Linked DNA regions of Mus musculus: region 2 is linked to region 1. A link is a loop called in an ENCODE intact Hi-C map of the cell type or tissue named here. Cell type or tissue: heart. All regions are shown on one strand. Links, peaks and the distances in the headings refer to the core of each region. The heading gives the core; the rest is flanking DNA.

What was found. Hi-C counts contacts between places; a loop is a spot of excess contacts. Peaks named below come from ENCODE experiments on the same cell type or tissue, not always from the same donor. Only the 100,000 strongest peaks of a DNase experiment are listed, where the experiment ranks them.
Region 2: a loop joins it to region 1, with 2.1 times the contacts of the local background. A loop is called at or near these places in 1 of 42 quality-filtered maps.

What each region holds. Positions count from the first base shown.
Region 1 is chr11:101,908,369-101,912,752 of GRCm38, reverse strand. No RefSeq gene overlaps it. Among named protein-coding and RNA genes, the nearest start is that of Meox1, 16 kb to the right of the region's middle. In heart, for the core only: CTCF peaks have their summits at 370 and 2,324 (motif pointing right); a DNase peak (open chromatin) is centred at 2,322; H3K27ac peaks cover 573 bases; H3K27me3 peaks cover 1,186 bases.
Region 2 is chr11:101,662,745-101,667,128 of GRCm38, reverse strand. Arl4d (ADP-ribosylation factor-like 4D) reads right to left here and starts at 1,588. Exons shown (of 2, transcript NM_025404.3): 1 at 1,492-1,588; 2 at 1-581. The coding sequence starts at 479. In heart, for the core only: a CTCF peak has its summit at 2,095 (motif pointing right); DNase peaks (open chromatin) are centred at 1,618 and 2,148; H3K4me3 peaks cover 2,183 bases; H3K27ac peaks cover 2,887 bases.

The sequences.
Region 1 (4,384 bases), core at 225-4,224:
GAAAGGCCCATTCCTAAGGCCTAAAGACCTGGGCCTGGGCTGCCTCTGTTGGCTCTAGGATTTTGGGAAGGGCTCTCTAAGGCTCAGTTTGCAAGTCTGTGAAATGGGAAGAAGCAGCTGCCACCTTCCAGGGCTCATGGTTGTTTCCAAGAATCTGTCTAGGGCATTACCTCTCAGTCACATCTCAGTCACAATGTCACCACAGACGTCCCAAAGGTCTCATTGTGAATAGAAAAATCTACACAGGAATATTCCCAAAGTATGACCTGACTGGCCTGGCACTGGAAGAGGGCTGAATGCTGAGAAACCTCAGGCATCCCCTTGCAGGGGCTCCTATCACAGTGCCCTGACAGCCATGTACCACACACCTAGTGGTTGTGGGTGGAATTGCAGGTCCAGTGTCCTAGAGGGACAGCTGGGTTCTTCTTAAATGGCCCAGGAGAGAAACTCAACTCCAAGAGTTCCTGATCCCCCCCAGTCCCGTATCCCTCAGGCTGAAATTGTCCCAATGACTAATTTCTCTACTCCTGTCTTTGACTCAAATGTCCTCACACACAAAGCAAGCAGCTGTGTCCTGATTCTTAGAGATGGCTCCCATCTAAGTCATGGAGCCTCCTGGCCAGATGGTACCAATGTGTGGTCATTGCAGGTGGCAGGAGAAGGGCTGTGCTGGAGAGTGTGGGTGACCCCTAGGGAGGAGGCTGTTGGGTGGGATCGGCCAGGGAGACCATCTGAGAAAGGCATTTCAGGAAGAGGAGACCTAATTGGAGCCATAGTTTGCAAGACAGGATGTGAGGGCACATGAATTCTATGATAATTTCACCTCACCCCAAGCCACCTTGCCAGGGAGACATGTTTGCATTGTGTGCATGTGTGTGTGCGTGCATTGCATGTGTGTGTGCGTGCATGAACATGTAGATGCTCTTCCCACAGAGGTGGCTGGTCCTGGCAGTGCCGAGCACTCCTTGCAGGCCAAAGCTGTGCTGAGTTGGAGATTTACAACGGCCATGGCCTTCATGACTTAATGGTCAGCAATTGAGCTATTTCATCTCATCGGGTGCTTTTGCCTGGAAATGGCCACTGAGATTCACTCCAGGATGGCTCTCAGTCATGAGGGGCTGACCTGTGTATCTCCTAAATCATGTTAACACTCAGGACAAGCCCATGGCGTGTTTTCCATGCGGGATCTTCTACCACCGAATGGCCACTGTCTTCTTGTAAGAAACTTTCATGGGCTAGAGGGGCATCAGGATGCAGAGGACTGGCATGAAGTCAGCTCTGGTGTGGATGTCTACCCACCTACACAGAACTGTAAAGTTCCCCCCCTCCTCTCCCTCCTCCCCTCCCTCCTCCCCTCCCTCCTCCCCTCCCTCCTCCTCCTCCTCTCCTTCCTCCGCTCCCTCCTCCTCCTGCTCCTCTCTCTCCTCCTCCTCCTCTTTCTCCTCCTCCTCTCCCTCCTCCCTCCCTCCTCCTCTTCCCCTCCATCCTCTTCCTCCTCCACCTCTTCCTCCTCCCTTTCCTAGCTCCTCATCCAGCTTCTCCCTTCATTCCTATGGCCTGGATGGGGAGAGCACCCTTGCTCAGCATATGGATGAAGGTGGTCCCAAGGGATTCAGTCCCTGTATAAAACTCTCCAGAGGTCCCAGAAAGAACTGTCCCTAGCCTGTGTGTCCTTTGAGCTCTCCTCCAAATACAAGTGTGGGGCCTCTTTCTCACGCCTCCTGGGCATCCCAGGAAAAGTTAGACACCTGGTGAAAGCAGATGTCCCCATTCTGGAGTCCAACCTGCTGATCAAAACAATGTGCCTCCAGCTCAGACCTTGATCTAGCTGAGTCAGGGCTTGTGGGTGTCTCTTTCTTGTCCACTCGACTGCCCTTCCTGGGGTAGGTAGGTTCCCAGACCTGATCCCTGAATCCGGAACCTCACACACGCCCCGGCCGCATTCTCTCCCCCAGGGCCCAGCTCAGAGCAGCCTGGTCATTCTTTCTCTTTCTTCCTGACACACCCTGCTGGTCTGATACAAGCTGAGCTCAAATCAGCAGCAGCGGAAGCAGGACAACATAAGGTTTGGGATGGGGTGGGGTCACATGTCTCTTAGTACACATTATTCAACTCACCGCAAAGGTAGAGCTTCGACCTGTTTATCTCCTAAATCCTATTAACACTCTCCCAAGGTCGTGCTCTTAATGACAAAGCAGCCCTTCGAGTTTCCCCGTAGTTTCTCACTCCCGTGGGTGTGGGTCCGCAGGAGCTGAAATAGCTGGAGTGGTTGTGCGTAGCCGGGATAGTAGCTGAGGCCCGGCGAGGATGTCATACTAATATTGAACAGCAGGGGGCACCAGTGACCCACAGAGTTTCCAGCAGGAAGCCGCTCAACATGACCCAAAACAGCCAGGTGAAAGCTGAGCTCCTGGTGAGCACCGCTTACTTCTTACCAATTCCAAAGCCTGTGGGCATTCGGGGCAAAACTCTACCCAGGCGTTGGTTCCTTTTGTATCTGGAAACTGGACTTGGCCTGCACAGTCAGGGCTGCCCTCGTCCCCTTGGCTGCTAGCTCCTAGAAAGAGGGGGTGACTCTCTCAGCTACAGGGTTCTAGTCCCAGTTCTACGCAGGAATATCAAAGCTTGGATGCCTTGGTTTCCACAACTGGAAAACCACAAGAATAGTGGCCCCAGGGTTCATCAAGAGGCAGGGGCTTTTCCAAAAAGCTAAAAAAAAAATAAAAATAAAAATAAAAAAAATTTAAAAATTTAAAACAACAACAAAAACCCTAAGGAGACCATACTGCCCACAGGCTTTCTTCTCCTGTGCTGAATGGTAATCCATTCTCTCCACTGCCAAAGCCACAATTCAGAGGCAGGTGACCAGACAGGAAGCAGTGACCAGCTTCACTGACACCTTAGGACCTCGATGGACTTTGAAGAAGCTTGGGACTCAGAAGTGACTGCTACAGTGGTCTCCTTTAGTAGAGGGAAGACCAGGTGTCCCCACTAAACCGACAGATTACCTCCGCACCTCCAAGGTGGCACCAGGCTATCTTGGCCACCCCTGGAAAGCAGGAGCAAGATGACTCTAACGACTCCGTACCTAGAACTTCTATAGTGATTGTTGCTGTTGGCGTCTATATAGTTCCTCAGGTCACTGGTGTGGTGATAGCTAGGCTCCGTTTGGGGGTTTCCAGGACTTTGGGACCCTCAGGTGACATGGGGCTTGACGAAGCCAGTGAGGGGCTGAGCCAGATCTTGATGCTTCTCACAGAGTGTCAAGAAAGAAAGGTGGCTCACCTGTTACCTCAATTCTCCAGAAGCTGAGGCAGGAGGATTCCTACCAGTTCAAGGCCAGCCTGGGCTACACAGTGAGTTCAAATTAAAGAAGGCAAAGGAGGGAGGGAAGACAGAAGTGTGTGTGTGTGTGTGTGTGTGTGTGTGTGTGTGTGTGTGTGTGTGTGTGAGAGAGAGAGAGAGAGAGAGAGAGAGACAGAGAGAGACAGAGAGAGAGAGAGAGAGACGGGTAGACAGACAGACAGACAGACAGAGACAGCAGAGAGACAGAGACAAAGACAGAAAGACAGAGGAACAAAGAGGAAAAACAGTAAGATGTATTAAAGGCCATGGCCTGGAGACCCACCAGTCAAGACAGCTTTCCTCAGGGGAGGAGAGAGGGGGTCTCTCTGCCTCCAGCTCTTCCTTCTGCCCTGGGATTGACCGTTCTGATTCAGTGATCCCTGCAGTGACAACACTGAGCCACCCGGGCTGCTGGCCCAGATGAGAGTGTGCCCTTCTGCTTGGATTTATGAGACGCTAGACCTACAGGGCCCTGTGACAGTGACTCACAGAGACCTACTGAACCCATCATGGCTGCAGCCAGATTCCCCAGGGGGCTTTATAAGGACGTGCCTGTCCCGGGACTCTGCTGAGGACCTTGCTCCCTCTATCCAGTTCGCTCCCCTCCCAGGACTGAAGCCCAGCTCAGGGAACTTCTCTCTAATGCCTTCCTCCTGCCTCCCCCTCCAAGGCTGGTCCTCCCCAGCCCTCACTGTGACAGCCCAGGTCCCAATGTAGGTGCTGTCACCCTTCTTCCCAAAGTCCCTGTGGGACCCCAGAACTAGCATTCTGTCACCTGCCTCTTGGTGGTCCTTTCTATGCTCTCAGCTTTTCCTTACACAGACACACACAAAACACATATACACACATACACACAGACAGACAGACATACATGCATACACATACAGACATACATACATACACATACAGACATACATGCATACACACATACAAACATACAGACATGCACACATACACACATACAAACACACATGCACACATACATATACACACACAGAGACATACATACATATACATACATACACACAGACACATACAT
Region 2 (4,384 bases), core at 107-4,106, 250 kb after region 1:
GCAGCTGCCAGCTCTCGGACCGCCAGCCTCTTCTCCACCTCGGCTGCACTCAGTGCCCCCGGTTGGTCCTGCTTGTTGGCCAGCACCAGCACTGGCACCCCCTGGTTGTCGGAAGCCTTGCTGATCCGGTGTAACTCCATTCTGGCTTCCTCTAACCTCTCAGTCTCTGCAGAGTCCACCACAAACACCAGTCCATCTGTCCGGCGGGTGTAGGAGCGCCACAGTGGCCGAAGCTTCTCCTGACCCCCAACATCCCACACTTGGAAAGTGATCCCACGGGAACCCCCCAGGGGCACGCGGATCTTCTCAGTATTAAAGCCCTTGGTGGGGACGCTCTGGACAAACTCCTTGAACTTGAGACGGTAAAGAAGGGAAGTCTTCCCCGCGGAATCCAACCCAATGACGACGACATGCAGGGCCTGGAAGTGCGGCAGAAAGGACGAGGCTGTAGGGGCCATTTCAGTCAAGTGGTTCCCCATGGTGAGCTAGGGTGCAGGGTGGACCTCAGGAGTAGGTCTGGGACTCCAGCAGAGGCCAAGAAGAGGAGACCTTAAAACGGCAGGTAGCACAAGCTGGGGTGTCTAAACAAGGCCAAAAAAGAAACGAGAAAGGTTTAGAATAAACGAATTTGCAACTTTTGGGTCCTTCCCCTAAACCTGCACCCTACCCTTCTAAATATTCCTTTTATTAAAACAAGGTTTGCCCCAGCAGTGGTGGAGCACACCTTTAATCCCAGCACTTGGGAGGCAGAGGCAGGTGGATTTCTGAGTTCGAGGCCAGCCTGGTCTACAGAGTGAGTTCCAGGACAGCCAGGGCTACACAGAGAAACCCTGTCTAGAAAAACAAAAAAGAAAAAAAAAAAGATTTTTAAGTGCCTCTTTTTCCAAAGTAAAGAAAAAATATTTTGTGCGTGTGTGTAAGCCACTCACAGCTTGAGTGTTAAAGTCAGGACAACTTACAAGAGTATGTGGGTCTCAGGAACCAATTAGGGTCCTCATGTTTTAGGGTAGGCGCTTTTAAACCATCTCCAATGCCTTTCTCCTTCCCCTCTTCTTAAAAATAAAAAATAAAAAAAGTAGCTACAGGTGTAACAAGGCGTGCTCCTGTCCCAGGGACTCCTAGGAGAGGCCCTGAGGTCAGAGAAACTCTCGGGCACTAGGATCTTCGAGGGTGCGGATCTTGCAGGCAAGATCCGAAGTAAGGTCGTTTCCCTGCACCCCTCTCCGAGATTGAGAGAAAGCAGAAGCTGTGCTCTCCACTCCCCAGAGGAGAAATCTCGCATGAAGGAGGCGGTCGGGCAGTGTGCCCAAAGTAAGAGCACCGATGTGGGTCGGGCTCCCACAAGCACCGCATACCCACAACGGTGGCACGCCCCTGCGGGCGCTTTGACCACCACCACACGGCCCTGCAACTCTCCAGCCAGCGGTCGACGCCCGCTCCCCTAAGCCCCGCAAGCCGGCGCCTTTGCATGGTCCAGACACCCTCCTTTACCTTCAGCCAGCCGCACTCTCCGCGAGCCACGCCAACCAGACACCGACTCGTCGCGTCTCAGCCACAGCGGACTTTGCAGTGCCGCTGCTCCGGTTCCTCGTTAAAAACCCTCTCGTGACGTCACACGACGCGGCCCAATCAGCGTCCCGGAGGCGGGGACTGAGCCAGCCTCTGCAGCCCCAGCCTGGAAATGGAGAGCTCGTTCTATCCGGAACCGCTTTATTTTAATCTTTTCTACCTTATTCAGTATTTGGAACAGAGCCTGGAACTCATTAGGGCTGGGAGGTGGGACAGACTAAAGGAACAGGCGTGGCTGCGCCTGACGAGAGCATGGAACGGAATGTCTAATAATGACACTACCCCATCCACTTGCCCTCAATCCGGCTGCCCCCCCCCCATACTTTCCTTCCACCTAAAGATCTGCTCGAAGAGATTCTGACATGTTTTCGTATCTTACCTCATTCAGTAGTACTCATTCAAGTCACTGTCTTCATCTAGTTTGCAAAGCAGTATTTACCTGGAGCTCTGATACAGCTGATTCATAATACTAAGCCCATTTAATGTATATAGGAGTACGGGGACGCTGACACACCAGAAGAGGGCATCGGATCCCCTTACAGATGGTTGTGAGCCACCATGTGGTTGCTGGGAAATGGATTCAGGACCTCTGCAAGGGCAGCAGTGCTCAGTGTCAGTTAAGCCAGTGGGTCAGTATATGCCCATGTGTTCAGTAGGAAATGTCAGATCTCCTGGAACCAGAATTAGAGACAGTGGTGACTGCCTCATATGGGTGCTGGGAACCGAACCTGGGTCCGCTGGAAGAGTAATAAGTGCTCTTAACCACTGAGCCATTGCTTCAAGGGATAAGGGGGTGGGGGGAGTATTTTTTGAGACAGGGTCTTTCTATATAACCCTAGCTATCCTGGAACTCACTATGTAGACTAGGGTGGCCTCATACACAAAATAATCCACCTGCCTCTGCCTTTAAGATTAAAGGCATGAAACCAGGCAGTGGTAGTGCATGCCTTTAATCTTGGGAGGCAGTGGCAGGCAGATTTCTGTGTTCGAGGCCATCCTGATCTACAGAGTGAGTTCCAGTACAGCCAGGGCCACACAGAGAAACCATCTCGGGAAAAAAAAAGGAAAAAAAAGGATTAAAGGCATGAGCCATCATATCCAGCTATATTTGGTTTTTTTGTGTGTGTGTTTTGAGATAGGAATCTCATTATGTAGCTCAGGCTATCCTGGACATCCTAACAATCTTTGGGCCTCAGCTTCCTGCATATAGAGCATGGAGGACCCCATTACCTCACAGTAGCATGTTAGGGACTGTTGTCTGTTTCTTACAGGTACAGAAAGCTGCAGATGGATAAAAGACTTAGTTATGATCACATTTAGGTCATATGTGGCTGAGCAAGATCTGTCTGAATTCAGTGCCAGGATGCTCACTGCTTGGCAATAGTCTTCTCATGGGGAGACTCTGGGGCGAGGCAGTCTTACGTTAGACAGCCAGCATTACACAGTGAGATGCTGTCTAAAAAGCACGATAAAAGAGACTTTAAAAGACAAAGTTCAACTGGGCATAACCACAGAGTGTTATCCCAGGTACTCTGGAGGCTGAGGCAGGAGACAAGACATGGATAACCTCTCTAGGCTAGATCATGAGTTCAAGGCCAGCACGAGCAACTTAACACGACCCTATTTCAGAAATACAGATGAACCAGTCATGATGGCGTAGCAGCAGAGAGTTTGCCCAGCATGCACAGACTCTGGGTTCTGCCCCAAGTACCTCAGTAATCAAACACAGCTCATTCCTCAGCACCAGCCAGAGTTCTAGGGCTACAGACACCTCAAGCCTCAAAGGTCACATTCCATAATGAGTGACAGACAGCGGCAGCTCAGGAAGACACAATTTTTTTTTTTTTTGTTTTTTAACAAATCATCAAATGGGGACTTCAGAGGGATTTCAGAGGGAAAGAATGGGTCACCTAGAAGTTTCTGAAAAGGTCTCTAGAAATGTAGCACTTGGGTGGGGCATCGTGCTTAGCAGTTAGTCGCAGTTCTGGTTGTCCTGAAGGGGAGGAGATGTTACAAAGGGCAAGGTGACCAAAAGGACAACAAGATTACCCTCAGTAAAAGCTACGCGTAAAGAGGATTGGGAAGGGAGGAGGGGAAGTCACTGCCAGACTGGCAGAGTCCAGCCCTTTCCTGCCGGCCACCTCCAGCCAGGACTGATAAAAAAGTTTCCCCATGTTTAACACCAGCATGCCTTGCCACCTCTGTGTCGCCTCCCTACCACAACATTGGCCACATGGGTTGCCGAGCAGTCCAGGAGCCTCCAGATTCCCTAGAGATCTTCTGAAATTTGTCTAGGACCCAGACCTTAGAAAGTAACTTTTTTACACACCCAAAATGGGGATGATGGGACAGACTGGAATGGTAGCTAAGGCCCTGAGGCAGAGAAGAGCATAGCAAAGCTGGAAGAGGGGAGCCATGGGGTAGGTAGGCCAAGGGCACAGAGAACACCACCATACACAGTTTTCTTTTATCTCTCTATTTTTTGTTTTTGTTTTTGCTTTTTTGGTTTTTTTCTAGACAGGGTTTCTCTGTATAGCCCTGGCTGGCCTCGAACTCAGAAATCCGCCTCCCTCTGCCTCCCAAGTGCTGGGATCAAAGGCATGTGCCACCACTGCCCAGCTTCTTTTTCTTAAGATTTATTTATTTTATGTATGTAGCTGTCTTCAGACACACCAGAAGAGGGCATCGGATCCCATTACAGATGGTTGTGAGCCACCATGTGGTTGCTGGGAATTGAACTCAGGTCAGGAACTCTGGCAGAGCAGTTATAGTGCTCTTATCTGCTGAGCCATCTCTCCAGACCCCTCTTTTCTTT